Linked DNA regions of Homo sapiens: region 2 is linked to region 1. A link is a loop called in an ENCODE intact Hi-C map of the cell type or tissue named here. Cell type or tissue: breast epithelium. All regions are shown on one strand.

Evidence for each region. Peaks named below come from ENCODE experiments on the same cell type or tissue, not always from the same donor. Only the 100,000 strongest peaks of a DNase experiment are listed, where the experiment ranks them.
Region 2: a loop joins it to region 1, with 34 times the contacts of the local background. A loop is called at or near these places in 1 of 110 quality-filtered maps.

The regions. Positions count from the first base shown.
Region 1 is chr2:25,288,914-25,293,913 of GRCh38, reverse strand. The region is part of intron 3 of DNMT3A (DNA methyltransferase 3 alpha); the gene reads left to right. Among named protein-coding and RNA genes, the nearest start is that of MIR1301, 37 kb to the left of the region's middle. In breast epithelium, no CTCF peak of the experiment used is centred here; no DNase peak of the experiment used is centred here; H3K27ac peaks cover 1,566 bases.
Region 2 is chr2:25,460,417-25,465,416 of GRCh38, reverse strand. The region is part of intron 10 of DTNB (dystrobrevin beta); the gene reads left to right. Among named protein-coding and RNA genes, the nearest start is that of DTNB-AS1, 42 kb to the right of the region's middle. In breast epithelium, no CTCF peak of the experiment used is centred here; no DNase peak of the experiment used is centred here.

The sequences.
Region 1 (5,000 bases):
GGATCACTTGAGGCCAGGAATTCGAGACCAGCCTGGCCAACATGGCAAAACCCCATCTCTACTAAAAATAGAAAAAAGCCGAATGTGGTGGCACATACCTGTGGTCCCAGCTGCCCAGGAGGCTGAGGCACGAGAATCGCTTGAACCTGGGCAGGCAGAGGTTGCAGTGAGCCGAGATTGTGCCACTGCACTCCAGCCTGGGCTACAGAGGGAGACTCTGTCTCAAAAAAATAAATTTTTATATATATATATAATAAATAGTAGCTGGGTATGGTGGTACACCTGTGGTCGCAGCTACTTGGGAGGCTAAGGCAGGAGGATCTCTTGACCCCGGGAGGTTGAGGCTGCAGTGAGCCATAATTGTGTCACTGCACTCCAGCTGGGTGACAGAGCAAAACCCTGTCTCAAAGAAAGAAGAAAAATCTTCTCAATCTTGATTGGAAAGGTAGTTTGCAGGCAGCCTGAGGGGCTTTTACTCTTTATCCTCTCTGAAAAATGTGTTATCTGGAAGGTTGTGAGGAGGCGGATATGACGTGATGGGAGTCGTGTTTGAGAAATTGGCTCTGGCACCCATGAGCATGGCGTTCATCCCTGAGCATGAGCACATGCTGGGAGAGGGGAGGGGGCAGGGGCGCCAGCAAAGTCCCAGGGCCTGTGGGGGGTGGCAGTGGCGGGGCAGAATTGGCCAAGCCTATGCTGCTGGCCCTGGGAACGCTGGAGAGGAAGGGGTGAAAGGAAGCCCTAGCAATGGCACAACAGGGACAGCATCAGCGTTGTTGTCAGAGACAAGGCTTCTGGAAGGGAGCAGATGGGGAAGGGGCCCCTGTCAAGGCCACCTTACATAGCTGGTCTTACTTGGGGAGCATTTAAGTAGAATCTCAGAATCTCCTTTTTTTTTTTTTCCAAAAATAATCCCTCTGTTTATTTTCATCTCTCCACATCCCAGGGCCACCTTCAGCGAGTCATTCATTCCCACAGGTCCTGGCCTTGGTGGCCTTCCTGGGGCCCCATGAGCTTTTCTAGGGCCCGGGCTCCACCTGCATTGTTCCTCCTGTTGCAGGTACGCGCCGGCACACCCATTGGAGGAGAGCTGTTGACATGGGCTTTCTTTCATCATCCCCACCTAGAGAATTTTGTACATTTTGGTTCTCCTACCTCAAGAAAGACATAAGCGAGTTGGAAAAGCTCCAGAGAAGGGCACTAAATTGATCAAGGGGAAGGCAAGGCTGCCAAGAGAGGACAGGCTAAAGAGATTAGGACTCCCCAGTCTGCAGAGACAAAGGCAGAGGATGTGATTAAGGCTATGAAATCATGTCGGGTGCGGCGGGCTGAGCACAGCACAGCTGGGGGGCAGAGGGAGGACACCCATTAGAAATTTCAGAAAGATAAATGAAGCACAGAAAAGATAGCACCATTTTCCATGGTGGGTTCCCTTCTTACCAAACCTGTCACCCTAGGATTGGCAGAAATTGAAAACAGAAGCAACTTCAAAAGAGATTTACTTAACGTATGGGATCTCTCATACGTAATGGCTTTTTTTGTTTTTGTTTTTGTTTTTGTTTTTGAGACAGATTCTCACTCTGTTGCCCAGGCCGGAGTGCAGTGGTGCGATCTCGGCTCACTGCAACCTTTGCCTCCCGGGTTCAAACAATTCTCCTGTCTCAGTTTTCTGAGTAGCTGGGATTACAGGCGTGCACCACCATGCCTGGCTAATTTTTTTTTTTAAGGGTCGAAGGGATTTATTGAAAATGAAAGTACACTACACAATGTGAGAGCAGGCCTGAGCATAGGGGGCTCAAAGGCCATTTTTTTTGTATTTTTAGTAGAGATGGGGTTTCACCATGTTGGCCAGGCTGGTCTCGAACTCCCAACCTCAGATGATCCGCCCGCCTCGGCCTCCCAAAGTGCTGGGATTACAGGCGTGAGCCACTGAACCCAGCCAGCATAATGGCTTTTTAAAGGGAGCCTCCAGCTCACTCTGAAATCCTTTGAGGTTGACTTCAAAGAGCACAACCAGGCCCTTTTCCAGGTGGACCAGTGTCCCCGCTGGAAACAGAACCCTGAGTGGGCCGGCCACTCACCACGCATGGTCATTCTGGCATCCATTTGCCATGGCTTGTGACGGCCTAGCCAGGCCATGGACTGAGTGACCTCTAAGGCTTTGCAGAGCCCAGAGTTCTCTCCTCAGACACACGGGTGGAGAGATCTCTGGGGAGAAGGGAGACAGGCAGCTCCCAGCAGATGTGGTAAGGGGAATGGTAGGACCTGGAGGGGGTGCCCAGGCTGGGACCAGAGTTTCCAGAGTCGGCCCTCTGTGGCCTCTGGTCCCGCCATCCCTGACCCCACTGGCTGCGCTTTTAGCCACCCCACAGGGAAAAGGGAAATTGGAGGAGTCAGGGTCCTAGCTCCATAGCGTTGGAGCTTGCTCCATCCACCCCAGGAAGGCCGAGCAAGGGGGCATCTGGGGACCCCCTGGCCCCTCCTGGAGTGGGCATGGAGCAGGCATCTCTGGCTCTCCCTACCACAGGCCACTTCCAGCTGCTATCAGATCTCTGGTGAGGGCCGCCAGGGGAAAGGGGGCTGCCGGAAGGGCGGGGGCGGGCAGTCATGGCCCCGTGCCAATGCTTCGGGGGCAGAGCTGCCCTGCTTACGTGGACATGCAGCTGTTTCCTGAAACTAGAGTCAACCTGGAAAAATTCAGGCTGGTTGAGGGGTGATGGGCCTGCAGAGCTGAGGAACTGGAAGGAGCGAGGAGTTGCGGTGGGAGTGGAGGGGCTCACTGGCGTGTTTGTGTTGGCATCACGCAGCTTCCTTGCACCCCTCTGTCCTGTGGCTGGCAGTGGGTGTCTGCAGGCGTGGGGGTGCCTCCTTCTCAAGTCTGTGCACGTGACGGTGAAGAGTCCGTGGCTGGCCTGATGCCAGGGTTCCCGGTTGGCATGGAATGGATCTCACAGAGGCATTAAAAGCACCATGGCAGGCCCGGCCCTCTGGGTGACCAAGGTGAGGTCGCCCCTGCATCTGCTGGGCTTTGGGGGAGAAGGCAAGAGGAGCTCCCAGTGGGAAAGGAAGAGGCAGGGGAGGAGGGAGAATGGCATCTACCCACCCCCCACCCCCACAGGATCCCCCTTCCCCGGTGATCGCTGCAGGTGGGCTGCAGCCTGGGGACAGGGCTTCTTGCCCCAGGTGCCAGGGCCTCATCTCCCCTGTGCCATGACCTTCACCTCTCCTCCTCCTGGATTTTAGTTTTTCTGTGTAAATAACTATAGTAAAGCAACACTTAAAAACCACTTCTGGCCGGGCGTGGTGGCTCACGCCTGTAATCTCAGTACTTTGGGAGGCCGAGGTGGGTGGATTACCTGAGGTTGGGAGTTCGAGACCAGCATGGCCAACATGGCGAAACCCCATCTCTACTAAAAATACAAAAATTAGCTGGATGTGGTGGCACACGCCTGTAATCCCAGCTACTGGTTGGGACTGAGGCAGGAGAATCGCTTGAACCCGGGAGGCAGACGTTGTAATGAGACGAGATCACACCATTGCACTCCAGCCTGGAGAACAGAGTGAGACTGCGTCTCAAAAAAAAAAAAAAAAAATCACTTCCATAAAATTAGCTGGATGTGGTGGCACATGCCAGTGGTCCCAGCTCCTTGGGAGGCTGAGATAGGAAAATCGTTGAATTTGAGGCTGCAGGGAGCTATGGTCACACCCCTGCACTCCAGCCTGGGCAGCAGAGTGAGACCTTGTCTCAAAAAAAAAATTTTTTTTAATTACTTCCATAAAAATAAAAAGTTAGGTGTGGTGGCAGGCACCTGTAGTCCCTGGTAAAACTGAGGCGGGAAGATTGCTTGAGCCCAGGAATTCAGGGCCACAGTGAGCCGTGATCGTGCCACCGCACTCCAACCTGAGTGACAAAGGGATATCCTGTCTCTTAAAAAAAAGAAAGAAAAAATCACCTCCCCATATTGGGAGTTTCAGACATTGCCCCACCCTGGGACGCAAGGCTTTGCCTGGAGTGAAGGAGGGGCAGGAGGTCTGGGTCTGGCCCAGACTTTGGGCAAAGGGGGAAGAGGAGGCGGCGGCAGGGCTGGGGAATTGGTTCCGGCTGGGCAGGCCACAGCAGAGGGCTCCTCCTTGCCTTGCCTCTGTCTTTTGCTTGAATTGAGCGCTGCTCAGGGGAGGGCCAGCAGCCTCTGCCCGGCCTTTCTTGGGCACTGCACTGCCACCTCTGCCTTCTCCAAACCCTGGGGGCATTTGTGAGCTTGCGCTTTTCTGAGACTCAACCCAGAGCGGGAGTCGGCCTTCAAATGCCTCGCCTGTACCTGAGCCATCCTGGAAGCTTTACTGATCAGAGGCGTGTGACCCAAGGCAGGCCTCAGAAAAGCGAGTATCGCTCCAGCTCCCCTAGGATCCCTGTGAAAATTACATTTATTAATTTTATAAGCATATGTATGCCCAGTCCTGTGTGGGATGCTAGAGAGCCATAGGTGGAGAGGCCTACAAAGTTAAATAAGATTGGCCGGGTGCGGTGGCTCACGCCTGTAATCCCAGCACTTTGGGAGGCTGAGGCGGATGGATCACCTGGGATCAGGAGTTTGAGACCAGCCTGGCCAACATGGAGAAACCCCATCTCTAAAAATACAAAAATTAGCCAGGTGTGGTGGCAGGCACCTGTAATCCCAGCTACTTGGGAGGCTGAGGCAGGAGAGTCGCTTGAATCCGGGAGGTGGAGGTTGCAGTGAGCCGAGATCGCGCCACTGCACTCGCCTGGGCAACAGAGCGAGACTCGGTCTCAAAAAAAAAAAAAAAAGTTAAATAAGGCAAGGCTCACAGTCGAGGAGGGAGGCCACAGTAAACAGATAATTAGATTCAGAGGTATGAATTGTAAGGAGATTGGGTGAGAAAGGGCTTTGTAAACAAACGTGGCATGCATTGGCTGGGACAGGAGTGACAGCTGCGGTGGGTTCACCCCCACCCTTCAGGGCAAGGCTGGGCCAGCAGCT
Region 2 (5,000 bases), 170 kb before region 1:
ATACCCCTTCCTTTGTTTCTTTTCTTTCTTTTTTTTTTTTTGAGACGGAGTCTCGCTCTGTCGCCCAGGCTGGAATGCAGTGGCTCGATCTCAGCTCACTGCAAGCTCTGCCTCCCAGGTTCACCCCATTCTCCTGCCTCAGCCTCCTGAGTAGCTGGGACTACAGGCGCCCGCCACCACGCCCGGCTAATTTTTTGTGTTTTTAGTAGAGACAGGGTTTCACTGTGTTAGCCAGGATGGTCTCAAACTCCTGACCTCAGGTGATCCACCTGCCTGGGTCTCCCAAAGTGCTGGGATTACAGGTATGAGCCACCGCACCCGGCCCTGTTTCTTCTAATATTGCTAACTTATGTTGCCTGGGTGCATGTGTCACAACTAAGAAATAATACCCATACACTACTGTGAATTAAGTTCCAGACTTTATTCCTGTTTCACTAGTTTATCCACTCATGCCCTTTCTCTGTTCTGGGATGCCACATCTCATTTAGTCATCCTGTCTCCCTGGCTCCTTCTGTTCTGTGAGTTTCTTAGTCTTCCCTTATTTTTCATGACCTTGGCAGTTTTGAGGAGTACTGGTCAGATATTTTGCAGAATGTCCTTCATGGTTTTCTCATGATTACACTGTGATTATGGGTTTAGGGGAAGAAGAACACAGAGGCAAGTGCCCTTCTCACTGCATCATAGAGAACCTGCTGTCAGCATGACTTCTCGCTGCTGATGGGAATCTTGGTCTCCTGTCCAAAGCATCATTGACAAGGTTTCTCACTCTTTTCCTACTCTGTTCTTTGGAAATCCCTAAGCATGGTTCATACTCAAGGGCAGGGGTGAGGAATTAAGCTCTACTCGCCTGGAGAGGGAAGTATCTACACCCTCTGTATATCTCCCATTTGTTGATTTAATCATTTATTTATATCAGTGTGGACTCATGGATGTTTATTTTATGCTTTGGGTTATAACCCAATACTGTTTAATACATTATTTATTTTGTTGCTCAAATTGTTCCAACTCTGGCTAGTGGGAGCTCTTTCTGGTTGGGTCCTGTGTCCCTTTGACATGCTGCCTTTTGTTTTTTAAGCACTTACTTAGGTTGTGGCATTACAACATGCTCCAGGCTCATCTTGTATTCCCTGCCCCAGCCCTAGAATTGCATTTTCCTAGGGAGCCCTGGCTCCTTTATTAGAGAATGGTATTAGAAATCAGTGTGTACAGGCTGGGCACGATAGCTCATGCCTGTAATCCCAACACTTTGGGAGGCCAAGGCGGGCAGATCACCTGAGGTCAGGAGTTCGAGACCAGCCTGGCCAACATGGCGAAACCCCAACTCTACTAAAAATTATTTAAAAATTAGCTGGGCTTGGTGGTGCGCACCTGTAGTCCCAGCTACTTGGGAGGCTGAGGCACGAGAATCGTTTTAACCGAGGAGGCAGAGGTTGCAGTGAGCCGAGATTGCGCCACTGCACTCCAGTGCAGCCTGGGCAACAGAGCCCAGGCTCTGTTGAGGAGGAAAAAATAAAAGAAATCAGTATGCGTATATGCACATGCCTGTAATTATTTCTCTATCCATCTGTATCTGCATTAAGGTATTTGTGAGTTACGCTGAAGTATCTGACTCTAATCCAGTACCACGGGGTTTCCTCTAGCTGTCCCCACCTTGGTTGTCTGTAACTTCCCTCTCCAGGGGTGAGACACCTGGCTCCCATCATCTACCATCCATTGACTTATTCGTTCCGTGCCTGCAGCACGTGTAGCAGTTTCAGAATTATTAGTTAGGACCCTTGATTTGTTTTTTAAACAGATTTATTGAGATATAACTCACACACTGTACAATTCATCCATTCAAGATGTACAATTCAGTGGTTTTTAGTGTATGCACTGAGTTGTGCAGCCACTACTGAAATCAGTTTTAGAACATTTTCATCACCCCAAACTGACAAGGCCACTCATTGCAGCGTGGAGAATCAACTGTAGAGTGTATGAGCAGAAGAGTGCACAGTCAAGAGGCTATTGGGGCAGTGTAAGCGAGAACTCCTAAGAAGTTGCTCAGGAGAAGTCATGGCGGCAGTGGAGGTGATGAGAAAATAAGAGCCATCAGGACTTGCAGTGGATTGGATGTGTGTTCAAGGAAAAGAGAGAAATTAAAAAGACCCCTCTGGTTTTGGCCTGATGGCTGGGTATAGTGATGCCATTTATTTAAGCTGGTCAGTCTGGGGAAGAGCAGGTGAGGAGGTGGGGTGGAAAGAATCAAGAGTTCTATTTTGAGCATATTAGGTTTGAAATGCCCATTGGGCACCCAAGGGGAGGTGTTGAGTAGACCATCAATTACATGATTCTGGAGCTCGAGGGAGAGGTCAGGGCTGGAAATGTAAAATCATGAGTGTTACCATAATCCCTTTCTTGTAAGAGTGTTCTGAGTAGGCCGGGCGCGGTGGCTCACGCCTGTAATCCCAGCACTTTGGGAGGCCGAGGCGGGTGGATCACGAGGTCAGCAGATCGAGACCATCCCGGCTAAAATGGTGAAACCCCGTCTCTACTAAAAATACAAAAAATTAGCCGGGCGTGGTGGCGGGCGCCTGTAGTCCCAGCTACTTGGGAGGCTGAGGCAGGAGAATGGCGTGAACCCGGGAGGCGGAGCTTGCAGTGAGCCGAGATCCCGCCACTGCACTCCAGTCTGGGCGACAGAGCGAGACTCCGTCTCAAAAAAAAAAAAAGAGTGTTCTGAGTATAAACAAGAGAAGATATATAAGAGTATCTGATAGGTCACAAGTACCTTGTTGCTAATGACTATGACAACATATGTGCCAGATGCTTTTTGACATTATTTTATCCAATCTTCCCAACAGTCTACAAAATAAATATCTTATGAGGTAGATTTTATATTATTATTATTTTACAGATGAGGGGACTAAGCATAGAGAAGTTATTGTCCAACTGGATTAAAAACCAAAGCCCATGCTCTCAATTGCTGTATTCCACTGCCTCCTGCTTGGTACATAATTGTTACCATTGGCTCCAGGCTGCTCCTCTACACCCAGCCTCAGGACAAGGTCAGGGGCTTGTCCTGCCTCTGACCTTGTCCCGCTATTGCTCACTCTTCATCCCCACTTCCCCCATTTCAGTCCCGTCCCCTTGCTCCCTGTCCCTACAGATGTGCCTCCTGATGGCTTGCCTGCTACCACTAGAAATTCTGCTGACATCACGAGATATTATCACCATCTCTTAGAGAGCAGTTCTCACACTGGAATGCAGCTAGCGCACCTGCAAACTTGTTCTAAATGCAGATTCCCAGGCTGCGTTCCCCGATTGATTGAGCAGAAGCCTGGGAGTTCTAAAGGAGGTAGTCAGGGGAAACATATCTTTAGAAATGCTGCTTTAGACTCTACCAGTCCCATTCAAGACCCTCTGTCCTCAGCTCTGGTCATCATTAGCATTGGCTTAGAGCTAGGGGATGCCTTGGGAATGTGCCGATCACGGAGCCTCACGGAGTGTTCATCTTATTGTCACTCCTCATTTTAGCTCTGTGGTCGTTGTACTGACCTTTGCTTTTGCTGATCTCCCTGATTGGATAAAATTGTATTGTGTCCTCTCAGAGGAGGACAGTGTCCCCGCTCATCAAAACACTTACTACATTTGCAAGTTTACGTTTATTGGTGTGGTCATTTCTTTTCCTACTGGAGTGTTGTTAGCAGCAGCCATGTCTGGGTTTTGTTTACTGTGGTGTCTTCATCACTGGATACCTAGTAGGTGCTCCGTACATTGTTTCAGGTGCTCAATTTCCATCAGTAATGCTGTTAGAACTATTGGGTATTTAGGCATCACCTCGTTTTATGGATTGAATTGACATTTGACAGTTTAGGAATTCTTGTTTTTATAGGAAAAAAATCTGAATTGTAAACTATTGACTCTGCTTTGGAAAAACAAATTTCTGAAACAAACCTTGTTTGTTAGTTGGGGGTTATATATATGTTGCATATTTATGTATATATGTATATTTATATTTTATCAAAAAGGAAAGAGTTTAAATTTTCTTAATCTGGTAAACTAGGTACAACTTTGAATGGGGGAAGAACATTACACCCCACACCCCAAACAAAATTATCAGAAAATTCATGGTCATTTAACTTCCTTATCTAACTACTAAGAATGCTTTTCATTGTGTTCCAGATCTCTAATTATATGACAAACAATACTGGTTCTGAATAGAAGTCTTCCTATAGGCCAGGCCTGGTGGCTCACGCCTGTAATCCCAACACTTTGGGAGACCAAGGCGGGCGGATCACCTAAGGTCGGGAGTACAAGACCAGCCTGGCCAACATGGCAAAACCCCATCTCTACTAAAAATACAAAAATTAGCTGGGCGTGGTGGCACACACCTGTAGTCCCAGCTGCTCAGGAGGCTGAGGCAAGAGAATTGCTTGAACCCAGGAGGCAGAGGTTGTAGTGAGCCTCTGCAGTGATCACACCACTGCAATGCAGCCTGGGTGACAGAGTGAGACTCCGTCTCAAAAAAAAAAAAACAAAAAACCTTTCTTGGCCTCAGTTCCCTTTCTAGGTACCCTCTATATCTCTCCTTCCCATTTCAGAAAAACTTCTTTAAAGGGTTATCTGTAGAAAGAAACTTCAATTTCTGTTCTGCCATTTCCTTTCAAACACACCCAGTCAGACTTTCACCTCCTGTTATTTTGCCAAAACTATTTATGTCAAGCACACTGGTGACTTCTAAACCACAGAATCCAGTGGTCAGTTTTCAGTAGTTAACCTTACTTGATCTGTCAGTAGCGTTTGACATAGATCTCTCCTTTCTACTTGAAACGCCTGTTGCACGTGGCCTCCGGATATCATGCTCTCCTAGTTTTTCTCATTTCTTCTTGGCCTCCTTTGCAAGTTTTTCCACACTCCTTTGAAATCCGAATGGTAGTGTGTGACAGGGACCACTTCTCTTTTCTGTCTTCACTCACTGGTAGTAGGCAGCTGTAGCCAGACTCATACTTTTTATAACACTG